Regions from separate parts of the Homo sapiens genome. Here region 2 is linked to region 1. A link is a loop called in an ENCODE intact Hi-C map of the cell type or tissue named here. Cell type or tissue: PC-3. All regions are shown on one strand. Links, peaks and the distances in the headings refer to the core of each region. The heading gives the core; the rest is flanking DNA.

Region 1 (5,394 bases), core at 318-5,317:
TTTATTTATGATTTTGCTAATAAAGATTCTGCTTCATGATATTAAGCAGATAAATTAACTTCTACAGTTCTAGTTTCTCATCTTTAAAAGTGAGGTGTAAAGGTGTATTATCCAAGGTTTCTTTCATTTCTAGCATTCTGTAATTCTAATAATTTGGTTGAGTGACCCCATAGGAGTCCCAAAATCCAATCTTCTGCTTACTGCCGGAATCTTTTTGTTTTCTTATGAAGTCATGCCAGAGGGTCATGCAGTTTTAACTTGAAAAATCTCCTACTATAGAACACCTTTTAGGGAAGACAACTCCACTGTCTGACTCTTCTAACTGTGAAACAGTTCCTTACTTTGAGATATGGCTGCCTTCTCTTCTTCTAGGTAATTGCTACCCAATGTTTAAATTTTGCTTTTTTGAGGAGTAGTGTAATACCTCTTTGCTCTGACAGTCTATTAAATATCCACAGCTGGCATGTCTACCCTCAGCTTCTCTAAAACAAGCTCATTCAATTCCTTTAGTCATAAACATATATGACAAGATTTCCAAGCCTGTAAGATTTAACAGTCTCTTCTAAATCCAGAATTAATGACCTTCAATAAATTTACCATAAGTCTTTGGAAAAAAAAAAAAAAAAAAACACCTAAAAAATGTGACTCAATGGTACGGGCAGTAAAGACAGATTATTCATACATTTAGTCCTTTTATTTTTCCAGGATAATATATTTTGACTTTGAATTTAGAAAACTAGCTCTAGATTTTGCTTTATTAAAAAAAACTTATTAACTTGTTCAAGTTACTTAATCTCTTTGAGAGTATCTTCTCAATTGTAGGGCCATTGTTACTGTCCTCTTCATCATGTATCTGATTATTCTGATATAATGTGTGACACTTTGAAGTTTTTAAGTTCATCTGTAACTGTACAGTTTTACCAATAATTTTTGTATTTGTGTTTGTCCATAACATTGTTAAGACGGTTTTACTTAAAATGTATTTTTGGTAAAGGACATGAATAGACAATTTTAAAGGGAAGACATACACATGGCCAACAAGTATATCAAAAAATGCTAAACATCAATACTATCTAGAGAAATGCAAATTAAAACCACAATGAGATGTGATCTTATACATGTCAGAATGGCTATTACTAAAAAGTCAAAAAATAACAGACGTTAGCGAGGATGTGGACAAGAAGGAACACTTAAACACTGTTGGTGGGAATGTAAATTAGTACAACCTCTTGGAAAAGCAATATTGGGCCTTCTCAAAAAACTAAAACTAGAACTGCCATTCTATCCAGCAATCACACTACTGGGTATCTATCCAAAGAAAAATACATCTTTATGTCAGAAAAGATACCTGCACTCATATGTTTGTCATAGCACTGTTCACAAGAGCAAAGACATAGAATCAACCTAAGCCTAAGCATTCATCAATGGATGGTTGGATGAAGCTAATATACACATGCAATGATATGTATATATATATATATATATATATATATATTATATATATACACACACACACACACACACACACACACACACATACATACACATCACACATACCATGAAATATAGATATACACACACACAATGTGTATATATATTTATGGCTCTATTTGTGTGTATATATGTACACAATGAAATTCTGTCATAAAAATATTGAAATACACACACACACACACACACAATGAAATTCAGCCCTAAAAAAGAACAAAATCATGTATTTTGTAGCAACATGGATGGAGGCTATTACCTTGATCATTCATACTGGGGAAGGAAGAGGACAGTGTGACCACGAGGCATAACCTGTCATAAACTTTTCCCTCTCCTCCAGATTTGGCCACAATGGTTAGCAGCAAAATAACTCACAAATTAAAGTCAAGTACCTCTGAGATAAATGAAAACAAACTTCCTCCAAGAGAACAGGAACAGGACTGACCTTTTGCAAATGGTAGGGTTTAACGTGGTTAGGATGTCCTGCCCCACCAGTAGATAAGTATATATTAGTTTCCTGTATTGCAAGTGAGAAGTGAGAGGACAGAGATATCAATGTTCCTCTTTTTTTTTTTTTTTTTTTTGAGAGGGAGTCTCACCCTGTTGCCCAGGCTGGAGTGCAGCAGTGCAATCTCTGCTCACTGCAAGCTCCGCCTCCCAAGTTCACACCATTCTCCTGCCTCAGCCTCCCGAGTAGCTGGGACTACAGGCTCCCACCACCACGCCTGGCTAATTTTTGTATTTTTAGTAGAGACGGGGTTTCACCATGTTAGCCATGATGGTCTCGATCTCCTGACTTTGTGATCCACCCGCCTCCGCCTCCCAAACTGCTGAGATTACAGGCATGAGCCACTGTGCCCAGCCAATGTTCCTCTTTTAGTGTATGAATCAATGGATTAAGAAGAGGAACATATTTTCACATGATGATTAAGCTGATGAAAAGGATTTTGAACCATCCAGACAGTCTTGATGTTAGACTAGACCCAGTGACCAAAGAGAAAGAAGAAAACAAAATAGTTTGTGTGACAGAAATTGCTAGTTCAAATATTTGCGTGTTCCTTGATATTTCCCAGGCTCTTTTCCACTTAGAGACCGTGTAACTACATTTAAGCCAAAATGATGAGAGGAGAAGTGATGTAACCTATGCACCCATAAAACACTCCACAGAATCCCATACAACCCTATTCCCCTGTTGTGGTTACACAGAGGTCACTGCCTTGGGTTGCTTAACTACAAGTTGGAAGCAGCCCACATCCTGAGTGAGTGAGTGCTTGGACGAGACCCATGCAGAGACGCTCATAACTAGTATAGACACTGGGATCTATTTAAGGGTGGAAGATAAGGACTGAAATGCATTATAAATAAAAAATTAACTTTTGTAATATTAAGTCACAGAGAACGTGAAGTTTGTTGTGGCAACTAATGTCAATTAATATTAATTCACCTGGAGGTGACACAAAGATTAATGAGACAGACCTTGTCCCCAAAGATGTTTTGTCTATTAGAAAAGACAAGGTATGTACTATGTAGCTTAAGGATACATAGTACATATGTAGTCCTACATTGGTAGTCCTGTCATTAAGAGGTAAATCTAATTCCCCTCACTCTGAATCTAGGGTAGCCTTCTTGATTGGCCTCAACAATAGAATGTGGAAGAAATGACTTTTGATGTCTGGTCATGAGACAGTTTCTGGTTCTATTTGGACTGTTTGGAACCCTCGTCTTTGAATCCCTGAGTAGCATTGTGAGAACTTTAGCTTACCTGAGGATACCATATTATAAGGAAGCCCAAATAGCTACAATGAAGAAGCTACGTGGAGAGAGACAGAAAAAAATGTTTGCTTGATCCCTGGACTTTTCAGCTCCTAAGAATTTTAGCCGTCTCAGCAGAGTCAGGAAACATCATAGAAGACAGGTGAGTCATCGGTGCTAATGCCTTGCCTAAATTCCTGCTTCATAAAATTACGAGACATAAAATTATGGCTGTTTTAAGACATGAAGCTTGGGGTATTTTTTAGACCATAACAGATAACTGGAAAGAGGCATTTAAATAGGAATATAAATATAAATTTAGTATCCATGTATGCATATGTGTGTGTGCATGTATGTGTTACACACACATGAGATAGAAAGCAAAATGGACTCTGGTAGAAAATTAGAAAGGTTTGTAAAGATATAAATGCAATGCTAGGGAAATACAAAAATGAAGAAATCCCATTCAGTGGTAGAATTGTTAGGGGAAGAACTATTCCTATTCTGTAAGTAGCCAGTGGGCAAGCACTGAGTCCAGCTGATGTATCATTGTGTCTGTCATACCTGCCACCACGCCTGTCGCATGGTGGTTGCCTATGAATGTTCATTAAATTAATAGAATAAGTAAACTAATGCTGGTGCATTTTTAAAAGAATCTTGAAGGAAAGACTAGATTTGCTCACACGGAAAGTGATGGAAGTGGATGACAGTGAAAAATTCTAGGCCAGTGAAACAGCATGATCATCACACAACACACACAGACGTGTGCATGAAGACCACAGAGGAGAGAAAGGGGCAACCTGATACATTTTAGAGTACAAAAATAGTGAGAGAGAGAGAGAGAGAGAAGGAATGGTCAGCTGTGGTTTGAAAGCAGACCCTCGAAAAATCTGGACTTCATTTTGCAGGCATTGAAAACACACACTGATTCTTTCCTGATAAAATGTAGTGTCATGATAAGAACTCTTTGTTAGGAAGATGGATAGAGCAGAGGAATCTCAGACAGACTGGCCAATCATTTGCAAACATCAGAAGTCTAGAAATAAGTTTTAAGCAGCAATGTGAGAAATTTCAGTTAAAAGCAAGAAGAGTGATTAGCAATTAGCATTAATCACTGAGGGGATATTCACAATCCTCTTCATTTAGTAACGCTAAAATACACGCGATCTGGTAACATCGCATGTCCTTTGCAAATACACAATTCTAGAATATTGTGATAATTCCTAAGGACATACTCAACAAGGCTACATTTTGACTCATTATGCAAACACTTAAAATATCACGTGTGGAAGTTTGTGGGCATTCCCTCAGAGTGCCACATGTTAGTAAAACTGGCAGTATAGTATCTGAGTATCACTTTCTCCTTCCAGAGAAATGTGGGCTTTTTTGTAGCAACATAATAAATTGAGAGCTGTATTTATGAGCCTGAGTATACTGTAGGTTGCAAGAGGAGCAAACCGACTATCTATACTGTCATCTCTGCTATCTGTATGCTATATTAAGCCACATATGTAATGAGGAGTGGAGCAATAATTAAATCACTGAGTGTCACTTTTATCTCTCTGCAGCATTGCTTCTGTGGGCAGACTAGGAAGAAAAGTCTGTTCTGAGGCTGCAGGCAGCTTAATTTTTTTCTCTTTCCAAGATGATAATTTGAAGCATCCAGGACTATTGTATAAGTCTCTTCATATTAATACATGAAATATATTATCAAGTAATTATAAGATCTAAAACTAGTGAATATTCAACCTGAGCTAATATCTTTTTATAATTTTTTTTTAAAAGCAGTATCAGAGACAGGCAGACTAATTTTCGTTAACAGAATTACTATAACTTAAGTATATCAATATGAGTGTGGTCTTTTTAAAAACCAAATTCTTGCAGTCATACACAAAGTCTCTAATGACAATTCCAGAAGATCCTTTGAAAATGGGGAAAATATATAGAAGAGAAACAAACACCACAGTGATTGTTTATATTAAAATGAATGTAACTACTATCAGACCAGTTCATTTTTACATAGTGAATACCTCTAGAAAAATATGTAGAGTTAATCACTCTCGATTTTCAAACTAAGACACACACAGGGAAACAAATAATCATATTTTCAGGGAAAATAATACATGCCAGAGAGGAACACATAAATAATAGATC
Region 2 (5,394 bases), core at 71-5,070, 78 kb after region 1:
AGAAAGAAGATTCTGCACTCATATCTATTAGTGAGGAGGGCACTAATAATAGAGCTGACCACCCTTGAGTGCTTTGATTTTTTTCATTCTCCAATATAAAGCTATCCAAGGTTGAATTAAAGTTTCCCAGAACTGTGGATTGAGAAAGGAGTAGAGGAACACCTCAATGTATACAGTAATTTTCCTCTAGTTAGTTCAACTTCTTCAAGGCATTATTTATTAAACAGTAACCCAGTCATTCTGTATAATCTAGAAAGACAATGCTGACAGGTGTGAGATTCAGGAGCCAACATCATGAAAGGTAGTGTGGCTTACTCCTGCAGAGTAGAGTCAACTCGAAGAGGTTAACTAAGAGTGAGCAGAGCAATATGAAAAAAGCCTGTGTCTCTGTTATCCATCATTAGTTATACAGGATTTCCAACTTATGTAACAATGAGACCAGTTAAGTGGTGGTGTACACTTTAAACATTTGATTGCTGTAATTGCTAGCCTGTTCTATAACTGCCACGTATTAAGCTAATCACTTGAGGAAAAAGTTATCTTTATGAATTCTCACAAATATAAAAATTGAAATAATATATTCTCCATATTTTTTTCAAATTGATAAAACAAGATCAACCCCTAGTCCTTTAAGTTGTACTAATATAAATAATAATAGAGTCTAGGAGCTACCGAAAGGAAAAAGTAGAGGACAATAAAAATCTTTCACATAAATGAGAATGCAAAACCTTAAAAACTATGTTCAAACAAAGAAAATGACCTCTCATTATTGTTGAGTTTTATCTGCTTCTTATAACACAAGAGGAAGCAGGAACTCATCTTGAGGGTTATTGGTGAGATGTCCCAATTTCAGGTCAAATATTTATGGGATAACTAGGCAAAGGAAAAGAAGGAGAAGCCAGACACCTTGCATTCCAGGAGCTTATAATCTAATAGAGGCCACCAAATGCCAACAATCATCAACAGCAAGTGTATAAATAAATACATTATAATCAAGGTATAAGTAAGCAAGGTACAGGGTAAAAATAAAGGAGTCATTAATTGGGCCTGGCACGGTGGCTCACACCTGTAATCCCAGCACTTTGGGAGGCCAAGGCAGATGGATCATGAGGTCAAGAGATCGAGACCATCCTGGTCAACACGGTGAAACCCCATCTCTACTAAAAATACAAAAATTAGCTGGGTGTGGTGGCAGGCGCCTGTAGTCCCAGCTATTTGGGAGGCTGCGGCAGGAAAATTGCTTGAACCCGGGCGGCGGAGGTTGCAGTGAGCCGAGATCGTGCCTCTGCACTCTAGCCTGGCAACAGAGTGAGACTCTATCTAAAAAGAAAAAAAAAAAAAAGTAATTGATTCTAAATGGGGATATATGGAAATGCTTCACTGAGGATATAGACTCTTCAATGTAGAACAAGATTTCTACATGAGCAAAGACATTGCAAATACAGCAGAATGAGAAAGCAGACATAAGGAAATGTACATGGTTATGCACATACAGGCCCCAGGGAAATAATGGTGTGTAGAGGAGAGTGAGAGAAGCCTAGGTCATGCAAAAGGTACCTTCAGACAGCAGCTAAATCATGAGGGCCTTAATTCAGAGACATCAGATGTATTACATATAGCCTATTTTTTTAAACTGTGGTAAGATATACATAACGTAACCTTTACCAATTTAATCATTTTTAAGTGGATAGTTGAATATCATTAAGTACATTCAAGTTTTTGTGAAATCATTACCATCATGTTTGTCCAGGACTTTTTTTTATCTTTTTTTGTGCAATCATTTTATCTTTTTTTGTGCAATCATTACCATCATGTTTGTCCAGGACTTTTTTTTTATCTTTCCAAACTGTAACTCTCTACCAACTTGTATTAGTCTGTTTTCATGCTGCTGATGAAGACATATCTGAGACTGAGCAATTTACAAAACAAATAAGTTTATTGGACTTACAGTTCCACATGGCTGGAGAGGCCTCACAATCATGGTGGAAGGAGAAAGGCATGTCTCACATGGTGGCAAACAAAAGAGCTTGTGCAGGGAAATTCCCGTTTTTTAAAACCATCAGATTTCATGAGACTTATTCAGTATCACAAGAACAGCATGGGAAAGACCCATCCCATGATTCAGTTATCTCCCACCAGGTCTCTCCCACAACACATGGAAATTATGGAAGCTATAAGATGAGATTTGGGTGGGGACACAGAGCCAAACCATATCACCATTAAGTAGTAACTCTCAGTTTTCTCCTTCTTCTGGCCCCAGCAACCACCATTCTACTTTCTGTTGCTATGGATTTGAATATGCTAGGTAACAAATATAAGTGAATCATACAGTATTTGTCTTTTGTGTCTGACTCATTTCACTTTGTATAATGTCTTCAATTCAAGGCTCATCTGCATTGTAGCATGTGTCATAATTTCATTTATTTTTAAGGCTGAATAATGTCTCATTGTATGTACAGACTACATTGTGTTTATCTATTCCTCTGCCCATGGACACTTGGCTTGCTTCCAGCTTTTGGCTATTGTAAATAATGCTGCTATAAACTTGAGTGTACACACGTGTGTTTGAATCCCTGGTTTCACTTTTGAGGATATGCCCAGGGTTGGAATTGCTGAAATACATGATAATTCTATTTTCAATTTTTTGAAGAAACACCATATTATTTCCTATAGTGGCTGCACCATTTTACATTTCCACCAATAGTGCACATTCATCACATTTGCAACAACATCTTTTCAGTCAAGCCTTATTCTGGGTGTGTCTGTAAAGGTATTTTTTGACAAGGTTAACATTAGATTTGGTGGACTAGATAAACAGATTATCCTGCCTAATATGAATGGGGTTCACCCAATCAGTAGAAGGCTTGAACAGAACAAAAAGATTGGCCTTCCCACAAGTAAGCAGGAACTCCTCCTGTTTAATTTCTTGAGGTGGGACATCAGTCTTTTCCCTTCTTCAGACTTGAACTGAAACATCAGCTCTTTTTGTGTCTCAAGCCAGCCAACTTTCAGGCTGAAACTTATACCATCAACCCTCTTCACTCTCTAGTTGCTGACTGTAGATTTTCAGAATTCTCAGCCAATTCTTCATAATAAATTGCTCACTCTCTGTCCTCTCTAGATAGATAGATAGATAGATAGATAGATAGATAGATAGATAGATAGATAGATCTACTGCTTCTATATCTCTATAGAACTCTGACTAATTCTCCTTCCATTAAGGAGTAAGGGATAAGCAGAGGATAAAAAAGGAAGTTAAGAATAAAGACACATTCTGTTAAATATAGTGTCATAAAAGGCAAGAAAGGTTATGGTTTCAAGGAATAATATAGTCTATAATATTAAAACTACTGAATGGTCAAGAAGAACAAAAGCAAGAAGATTGGACCATTGAATATATATGAATGATTATTTAAGAGTACTCTCAGTGGAATAGTGCGGCCAGAATTGGACTGAAGTGGACCAAGGAATGAGTAGTAAAGAAGAAATTGAAGAATAGCTTAATCAAGGAAGAGAATCAACCTTCATTTTGGCACTTGAGAGGCTTTAGTATATAAAGAAGTAGAGATATAAAATGATAGCAAGAGGAAAATATGTCATCCTAGAGGATACCTAACAGCAGGGAAACCAAAAAATGCATAATTACGAGTCTTGAGGAAGTCATAAGATGAAACATAGAAAAGAATAGGAATTTATTTGGGGGAAGGCTTTTTTAGGGAAAATTTAAAATCACATATAACAGGCATGGGAGTCAAACATACAACTTTAATTTTTAAAAAAACTTTCCCCAAATCAGAGAAATCATATAAAGTTACAAAGCTGCAATAAAACCAAATTTTTTAAAAAACTAATATATCAAATAATTTTCAGTAATTATTTTATGGAAATGACAGAGCTTTACACATCATGCCAATGATGCCTCAGAATTAATTCAGGAAGGTAGACTTGTGTTTCTATCTTAAATACTAGAAATGAAATTGGAGGGTAAAGAATCTGCCTGGAGTTGGAGAATTGGGAATATAGCCTTGTTTAAGTCATACAGAAGGGAATCCTCTTTTTAATAAAACTACGATGTTCCAAAAGTTGGTATTTTCTGGGGGATGGAGAATACAGTAGAATATATTGGTGATTTACTGCAGATTGATAACCAATAAATTAACAAATATTTATAGTATACCTGTTATTGCACATAGGGGTTGGAAAAAGGGGGATTGGCACATGAAAGATAAGATTAAGAAATAGCTGTTGTTGATGGAATTCGTGATATATTCTTCCACTTTGCATTATTCAGGGAGTTAATATATTCATCATCCCTTCCCACTTTTCATAACCACTCTTTTCCACATGATGGGTATTATAGCTCTTCTCTTACTTTTTTCCTTACTTTTTTTTCTCTTACAATTTTTGTTTAATTTAATTAAATTATTTATTTGTTTGCTTGTTTATTATTTATTTGTTTGTTTGAGATGGAGTTTCACTCTTGTTGTCCAGGCTGGAGTGCAATGGTACAATCTTGGCTAACTGCAACCTCTGCCTCATGGGTTCAAGTGATTCTCCTGCCTCAGCCTCCCGAGTAGCTGAGATTACACGAGCCTGCCACCATGCCTGGATAATTTTTGTATTTTTAGTAGAGACTACGTTTCACCATGTTGGTCAGGCTGGTCTCGAACTCCTGACCTCTGGTGATCCACCTGTCTCGGCCTCCCAAAGTGCTGGGATTACAGGCTTGAGCCACCCTGCCCAGCCCATTTTTGTTTAATTTTATAGCACTTTATTTCTCATATACACAAACTTTCTTTTATGACATAGCACATTCTATCAAGTATTACAGTTATTTAAGCTTAGATTTATTGTTAATCTGATTGAAAGGAATTTTAAGTACCCCAAAGTGCTCAGCAAGTGCATACATGAAGGCTAAAATGAATGTTGAATTAATGAAAGAATGAGGACATTCATCGAGGACAATTTAGATGTTTGTTTGAATTCTATTAGATTGTCTCAACCTGCTCACAAATGCAACCAACAAGCAAAACATGTATAAAAATGCCATTAACAGTAAGACACCAATAGAATAAATAACAAAGAAAAATTAGAAGGAAACTGAGAACTATAACAATGTCATCAGTCATTTAAGAAAGTTTCAGTTAAAATTGACAAAAATATCAGCATTGCTGGATTAGCAATGTAACAGTAGAAGAATCAACATGTTCCTGAAAACAATGAGGATCAAAAGTTAAAGAAGTCAACAAAGAATAATTAGAAGTTAACTGTATGTGAGTAAAATAGTTTCTGGTATTTTCCTAAGTTTCAACTTAGGTAGCAGGCACCGCCACTCTCTGGAATCAAAGCCATTTATCATCCATGAACAACTACCAGCAAGAGCATCACCAGGGA

The links. A loop is a pair of places that touch in the nucleus more often than their neighbours do. Peaks named below come from ENCODE experiments on the same cell type or tissue, not always from the same donor. Only the 100,000 strongest peaks of a DNase experiment are listed, where the experiment ranks them.
Region 2: a loop joins it to region 1, with 6 times the contacts of the local background. A loop is called at or near these places in 1 of 110 quality-filtered maps.

What each region holds. Positions count from the first base shown.
Region 1 is chr4:27,789,104-27,794,497 of GRCh38, reverse strand. No RefSeq gene overlaps it. Among named protein-coding and RNA genes, the nearest start is that of LINC02261, 570 kb to the right of the region's middle. In PC-3, for the core only: no CTCF peak of the experiment used is centred there; DNase peaks (open chromatin) are centred at 2,697, 3,387 and 4,537; H3K4me3 peaks cover 1,556 bases; H3K27ac peaks cover 1,927 bases.
Region 2 is chr4:27,711,335-27,716,728 of GRCh38, reverse strand. All of the region lies in intron 3 of LOC105374548 (a long non-coding RNA gene), which reads right to left. Among named protein-coding and RNA genes, the nearest start is that of LINC02261, 500 kb to the right of the region's middle. In PC-3, for the core only: no CTCF peak of the experiment used is centred there; a DNase peak (open chromatin) is centred at 2,488; H3K27ac peaks cover 1,346 bases.